Linked DNA regions of Homo sapiens: all the other regions are linked to region 3. Evidence: read pairs that join two places in POLR2A ChIA-PET (ENCODE). Cell type or tissue: MCF 10A. All regions are shown on one strand.

Region 1 (2,500 bases), 300 kb after region 3:
TGATGGTACATGCCTGTAATCCCAGCTACTCAGGAGGCTGAGGCAAGAATCACTTTAAACCCGAGAGGCAGAGGTTGCAGTGAGCCGAGATTGAGCCATTGCACTCCAGCCTGGGTGGCAAGAGCAAAACTCCATGTCAAAAAAAAAAAAAAGAGGTGAATGCAGTGAAGATAGTAGGTACTCAGGTTTTCTGAAGCTCTCTAACCATCAGAAGTCATTGACTTGAGCTGATGTTTTTTCTTTGATGGAATTTTGAGTTGTATAAATTTTTATTGCAATCAAATTGTTTCAGTCTTGCAAATGAGTCCCAAAAATGTGCCACGTCCAGAAAAATAACTTTTTAGTAGTCTACTAACTTTAAAATATTAGGCATCAATTCAAAACTGCTCTGAGCTAGGAGATCCTGATGCAGCTGAAAAACAAAAAACAAAAAGAAAGAAAGAATTTGTCTCCAGAATATAAAGGGAGGAATTCTAAAAAAAAATACCTTCATCAGCTTTTAAGGCATAATATTAAGACCTATCACATTCTATCATTAGTAACGCCAGTGACCTTGCAAAATGGAAAAAGGTATCAGATAAGCCACAACAGGAAGATCCTCCTGGAGGATCAGCTACAAGTAATTTGGACTCCGGGAAGGCTTCAAATCTTGGTTTACACTGCACCAAGCAAATTCTGGAGGATGTGAGAAGGACAAATGCCTAACTCTTATTCAAAGGAGAAAAAGCGTGTGATCATTTTGCCTCTTCCACCCTATTATTATAGGAATTTCTCTTGTGAAAGTGTGGCTGTAGCTCTCTTGATTTTCTCAGAATTGAAGATGACAAAAATAGCCTTTAATTAACCAGCTACAAAGTCAGATAATGGCTTTTCTTAACCTCCAGGTAATTGCCTTGTGCTGGTCTGACACGTGTACCTTCAAGGTCATTCTGCAGTCTTTCAGAAAAGTAATTTATTTACTGTCATTTAAAAAGATTTTCCATGTTCAAGTAGTAATATGGAGTCCTGGGTGTGAGAGGGAAGGGGCCTGGCTCCCGAGAGCCAGCAGATTCATCCGAAGGTCCTGACCTGTGTGAAGCTTTTCCTGGCCTGTAAACACGTCAGAATGATATTAGCCGTGTGTTTACAAAGTATGCCCTGAGTGCGTCCATTATGTCTGGTCTAATGGAACTGCATTCCTCTAAGTGCTTTTTAAGTTGTGTAGACAGCATAGCCAATATCCCTTCAGGGTACTCGGATGCTTGACTGCCATAAACAGCAAGCTAGCCCCCACCAACCCAGGGCGATGCTAAACTGCTTTGAGATCTACTGAGACAGGAGGCACTGCCCCAGTTTGTCTTCTGTCACCATCTTTCCCGTTTGTCTGAGCCTCTGATATCCTTGTTTATTCAACTTTCCTAAGCAGAGAACAAACTAGTGTCATCATTCTTCCAGGTGATTTCCATGAGTTGACTATCTCCCATCCACACACAATGTGCCAAACACCTCACCTGCGCTTTCTCATTTAATCTGTCCTCCACTCCAACCCAGTGAGTTAAGTACTATTACTAGCAACATCATACCATGAGAAAACTGAGAATTACGAGGTTTAAATAATTAGGCCCAAGGTTACAGAGCTAGGAAGTGGTGGAACTTGAACAAGGTCCCTCTGAAGTTTAAGCTATACTCTCCTTCCTCTTGTATTTCATAGACCCCTGGAACTCCGAAGGATCATTAGAACCACGTCGTCTTCACTTTTCAAGAGGGGTTTTAACTAGTTAAAGTTAAACAGCTCATGGTTGGCAAAGTATGACTCCATTCAGATCTCTTGCCTCAGGACTGTTCTAGGCCCCTGAACAAACTCTCACCTGATTTCATTAAATGAAAAGATCTAAAGACTTCAGAGGGTCAATTGGGGTGTGTATAAGTGTAAGCCAGCAGCAATCAAAATACAATTATTGTATAATCCTAATTCATTAAAAATAAAAATTCTCTTCATCATCTACTTGTTTTTCCTTAGCTATTAATATTTCACAAAGTCATTCATTTTGAACATTTTCCCTTTCTTGTGACGTTAATTATCTAACCAAGATCCTCTACCTTCATTAAAATCAGCAGGGTTTCCAGTAAGTGATAATGGACTTGATATTTTTCTAAGTATAAGTTTATGTGTATGCATATGTATATTTATATATCCATATGCATATATGGATATAGAAATAGTATTTTCACATCTAGAACAGAAAAGTGGCCAATATTTGAAATACAAATGCCTTTACATTTAGGCACAAAAATATCTTATACTAATAATAATAGTAATATTTAAGCAGAGTGTTTGACCTGCAAATATTCTCATTGAGTATTTGCGGAACAAATAAACTTGGCAAGCATCCCTTCTGATTAAAAATAGGATTCTAATTTGTAAAATTTTAACTTGCATTTAGTCACTGGGCTTTTAGTTGTGACTGATAATACATCAATTATATGTAAAATATCCTAAAGCTTCTGATGTGCGAGCAGA
Region 2 (2,500 bases), 240 kb before region 3:
CCAGTGACTCAGACAACATTTATGTGCAGTGTGGAGTAATCTTTGCAAGTAGAATATTAATTCAGAGTGGATGGCTGTAAAGTGCATAGAGAAAAAGTACACTGCTTATTCTTTTTGTTTGTTTGTTCATTTGCTTATTTGTTCATATTTGTTTTTCCATCTATCCATCCATCCATTTATCCACCCATCCATCTGTGCAAAAACTATCTGCTAAAAGTGTGGCACTTCTCTGGCCACATATACCCTTGGATGGCACCCAGGCCAAGGATCTCAGGGTGATGAAAGTGTCCTGGCAGCACAAGCAAATCCAATTCAATCCAGCACATTCCCTTAAACTTGTCTTACTGCCAGAGGTCTGTGTCTCTTGATGGGGTGCCCCAAGTCTGCCATGCCACGTGCTTCTCCCCATGTCTGGATTTAAGATCTCCTACTTTACCGTCATCCCCTATTCCTCTTCCCAGCGTTTTCATCTCCAACATTTAAAAGGGCACCGAATGGCAAAATCAGAGCTCATGTGAGTGCTAGTGAGTTATAAGGAAGGAATAGCAAAGTGTTCTGCTTAGGATTTTACTAGTCTTCAGTGATGTACCTCTACAATACCCACACATGCATGTTACTACCCCATTGACATTTGAATCGGTTAGTCAACCAGTTAACAAGTTCACAAACAATTATGTTTGATCTTCTGGCCTAGTGGCTGGTGACACAGCAGAAAGCCATGTAGCACCTGGTTCTTGTGCACAAGGAATCTGTGTATTAATCACAAACAACCGATTCTTTGTTTTCGGAAGACGCTATTATTTGAGGTCTATTTTTTATTTAAGAAAAATGGAGCTGCTGCACACGCTTTGTAGGAATGCGATAAAAATAAAGATATGAGTCTGTTTCTTACCCTGAATGACCTTAGAAGACGGCCCTGACCCTTCCCACAGATTTTTCTGTCACAAATAGAGTCCTTTGGTTTCATAATGGGGGAATAAGGCTTTATTCTCTTGCCAACCTCTGTCAGTTTTCTTTGCTAGCTAACACTTAAAAAATAAAAAAACTTTTAATATGTGTCTTTTCCTGATTGATAAGAGGGTAACTGTTCTCTGTTCTGGTGCAAATTTGTACTGCTGAGAGAAATTGCCTAGAGGGACAAGAAATTCAATGTTGAGTCACCTGGCCTTTTGGCCAGCTCCCAAATCCCCATGGCAGTTGTGGCCACATTGGTTCAGCAACCACTGAGAGGAAAAGAGAGAAAGCATCTGACTCTTGCTCTGATTTCACAAACTGCCTCTTAACAGACGTCTGCTTTGTCCTTGCCTGAAACCAATTTCATTTTTTTCCATTGTAATTTTTGGTTGTGTTGTCTTGGCAGCATTCCGGGAATGCACCCCGCCTTACGTGTTATTGCTCGGCCATTGTGATTGGGATAGGGGACGTGTAGGGAGTGAACTGGTCCTCATTTTTCCTAAACAGTTTGTCAATTTTCAGTCATTTTTTATTTCTGTTTTCTACAAATTAGTCAATGAATTGTGTGTCTAAGAGTGAGGTTTTGAATCTACTGTAATGAGGGCATGGGCTCAATTGATCGATTAGGACTGAATGGTTACATTCACGGTAACATTCACAATTCATTTCAATGTCAAGGATGCTTTTCAAAAAGCAACATTATAGAAGAGTGTGGCAAGTGAATCGACAGACTTATTTTTCCTATCGTTTTTGTGTTCTTAACTGTTTTGTTCTTTCCCTTTTAATTTTTATTCTCTTTCAAGTGTTTTACTTTTTATAATTGCATGTATTATATTGATATGTCTTGTTGCAAAAGTAATTTCCTACATTACACATATGATGTTTGTCTTTTTCTTGCCTAACCATTTCTCCTAACCATTTCAGGTCAGTAGTCATAGATCTGTCATATTCTTTTTAACCATTACGTGAAATTCATGATACAATGTGTCTTAATTAATTAAGTGTTCCATATTGACGAGCATTTTGCTTATTTTCCATTTTTTCAATACTGCAAAAATGTTTCAGCAAGCATCCTTATTCATGCTTTTTACACATATGTACAAGTGCAAAGTTTTTTCTAGAATACACAGAAAGAAGCAGAATTGTTGGTTTATGTGGTTTGCACATGAAAAAATGGCTGTATCTATTTATGCCCACCCTAACAAGGTATACCTTGATATTAGCAAACTTGTTAGTGTTTGTCTTTCTAAAAACTGCTGTCATGGCTTTTGAGTTTGCATTTTCCTGATTACTATTGAGTATCTTATATGTTTATTGGACTGTGTTTATGCTTCAGTAAATTTCCTGTTTATATCCTTTGTCTATTTTTCTGTAGGGTTTTTCTGTTTCTTTACTTTCATTGTTCTTTGTTTTTTCTTAATTGTTTGAAAGTGATAAATATTCTCTTTTTAAAAAAGTCTATAATACTGAAATATTTTCTGCACAAATTTAAATATGTATTTTCTGCATAGAGATAACCACCAATAAGGCAGAAAAAATATTTTTG
Region 3 (2,500 bases):
ATGTTGAATACTAGCCCTGTGCTCTGCCCAGGGCTGGCAATGCAGAAATGCATAGTTCCTGGGTCAAGAAGCTCACAGCCTGTACCAGAGATAAGCAAGTAAACATGCAATTGGAATGTACTGTGGTCTGTGATGTGATAGAGGTAAGCATGAGGTGCACCTAGCAGAGTCAACCACTCTGGCCTGCAGTGCAGAGGGGATGTGACAGCAATGAGGGGTGGTCAGGGAACACTTTTCAGAGAGGTGGCAGCTGAACTGAGTCTTGGAGGACTGCTAGATACTAGCCAGGTATATTGGTTTTCTACAGCTGCTATAACAGGTTACTGCAAATTCACCAGCTTAAACAACACAAGTGATTTATTTCAGTTCTGGTGGTCAGACACCTGAAATCAGTTTTGCTAAGCTAAAGACAAGATGTTACAGGGCTGGTTCCTTCTGGAGGTTCTAGGTTAGCATGTTTTCTTGTCATTTTCAGCTTCTAGAGGCCACCCACATTTCTTGGCTCATGGCCCCTTTCTTCATCCTCAAAGCCAGAAATGTGACATCTTTTCTCCTCTCTGATCTTCTGTCCTTATGGCTCTCTCTTTGCTTTTATTTATTTATTTGGAGACAGAGTCTCGCTCTGTCGCTCAGGCTGGATTGCAGTGGCATGATCTTGGCTCCCTGCAACCTCTGCCTCCTGGGTTCAAGTGATTCTTCTACCTCAGCCTCCCGAGTATCTGGAATTACAGGCACACACCATCAAACCTGGCTAATTTTTGTATTTTTAGTAGAGACAGTGTTTCACTATGTTTGCCAGGCTGATCTCGAACTCCTGACCTTGGGTGATCTGCCCGCCTCAGCCTCCCAAAGTACTGGGATTACAGGCATGAGCTACTGTACCCGGTCTCTCTTTGCTCTTATAAGGACCCTTGTAATGACATTGGGCCCTCCTGGATAATCCAGGATAATCTCTCCACCTCAAGATCCTTAACTTAGTTACATCTGCAAAGCTGCATTTGCCACATCAGGCAACATATTCACAGGCTCCCAGGATTAGGAAGTGAACAGCCTTGGCAAAGGTGAGGAGTTCAACCTTCCATGCCAGTGACCACACCCAATATAGCATTCCAGGCAGAGGAATGTGCACATGTGCAAAGGGAGGGAGGCATGGCCTGTTGTCATCGGGGCAGCTGCAGACAGTTCCTAACGTGGATGCATGGGTTTCGAGAGGAGTGTCAAGGGATTGAGCTGGAGAGAGATGCAGGTGCTGATTCATTCAGGACAGTGGGTTTTGAGCTTGAATTGCAGTTATTTATATACATGTCATATCTCCCTATTTGCCCATAAGTGCCTGAGGCCAGGATCTGGGTCATTGCCTTCTTGATGTCATCACAGCTCTGGCTCAGTGATGGGCACATGCCAAGAGCTCAGCACATTATTTGCATCACTAAATGCCAGCTTTGCCCTGTTATGACACCACAGTGGCAGAGTTATCTAAGCAGAGAACTAAAGGCACCAAAACCCAGCTGTCATGCTCCTGGGCATCTTCACCTTGGCAGCATGACCACTCTTCTTGCGGCTTGCTGGGCAGGGATGTTTTGTGAGCCGGCAGTGTTTGTGGGCACAGGCTGGAGAAGGCTCTGTGCAGTGCTACATAAAGACAGGCAAACTGATCGTTGCTGAAGCTGGAGATGGGTCCACAAAGGTTCACTGTACTCTTCTTTCTACTGAATCATAACATAAAGTTTTTAAATCTTATCTGAGCAGAGGTAAGCTGCACATAGCATCACAGAAAGAAAGCACAACAGGCACCAACAAGGGAAAGAAGCCCGTGGGAATTATTGGGTGCAGACCAGGGTTAGAAAGGATGTGGACCCTAAAAAGACCTCCTGTCTGTAACCTAATGAGAGAACCTCTGTGAAAGTGTGTCATAAGCTGGAAAGCTTTGCATATGCCTAAGGAGTTATTCCTCAGTTATTAGCACAAATGTTATTTCCTTAGGAACTAGGCTGTTTTCTCATCTTTTGCCTAACAAATGAGATGGATGTCTTTCCTATCTCAGTATCATAGGGCCCACTGAAGTAATCCTTCTCTTTTAACACCCATCCCCAGACCCTGAAGGATGCCAGTGACAATGCACGCAAGGACTTCCACCGTGAGGCCGAGCTCCTGACCAACCTCCAGCATGAGCACATCGTCAAGTTCTATGGCGTCTGCGTGGAGGGCGACCCCCTCATCATGGTCTTTGAGTACATGAAGCATGGGGACCTCAACAAGTTCCTCAGGTACAGTGAGGCGGGGAGGTGGGCTCCAGGAGGGAGCAGGCCTTCAGGGTTCAGGAGTGGAGGGTTCATGGGAGGGAACAAGGGACCCCTGGACCTTTCTCGAAGCATCTTATTTGATAATGACACCAGCATATGCCAGAGAAAGGAGGAGAGAAAAAAGAAGGTGACAGTCTTGTTCTTTTTCCTTAATGAATTCTATGTAATGTGATGCAAATGATCCAACTCAATTCAGT

Evidence for each region. ChIA-PET counts read pairs that join two places held together with the same protein. Peaks named below come from ENCODE experiments on the same cell type or tissue, not always from the same donor. Only the 100,000 strongest peaks of a DNase experiment are listed, where the experiment ranks them.
Region 1: POLR2A ChIA-PET joins it to region 3 with 7 read pairs; 2 of 35 experiments call an interaction of 5 or more read pairs at or near these places.
Region 2: POLR2A ChIA-PET joins it to region 3 with 9 read pairs; 2 of 35 experiments call an interaction of 5 or more read pairs at or near these places.

What each region holds. Positions count from the first base shown.
Region 1 is chr9:85,245,614-85,248,113 of GRCh38, forward strand. No RefSeq gene overlaps it. Among named protein-coding and RNA genes, the nearest start is that of AGTPBP1, 500 kb to the right of the region's middle. In MCF 10A, no CTCF peak of the experiment used is centred here; no DNase peak of the experiment used is centred here.
Region 2 is chr9:84,710,909-84,713,408 of GRCh38, forward strand. All of the region lies in intron 6 of NTRK2 (neurotrophic receptor tyrosine kinase 2), which reads left to right. Among named protein-coding and RNA genes, the nearest start is that of NTRK2, 42 kb to the left of the region's middle. In MCF 10A, no CTCF peak of the experiment used is centred here; a DNase peak (open chromatin) is centred at 1,203.
Region 3 is chr9:84,946,368-84,948,867 of GRCh38, forward strand. NTRK2 (neurotrophic receptor tyrosine kinase 2) reads left to right here. Exons shown (of 19, transcript NM_006180.6): 16 at 2,095-2,267. Among named protein-coding and RNA genes, the nearest start is that of NTRK2, 280 kb to the left of the region's middle. In MCF 10A, no CTCF peak of the experiment used is centred here; a DNase peak (open chromatin) is centred at 1,284.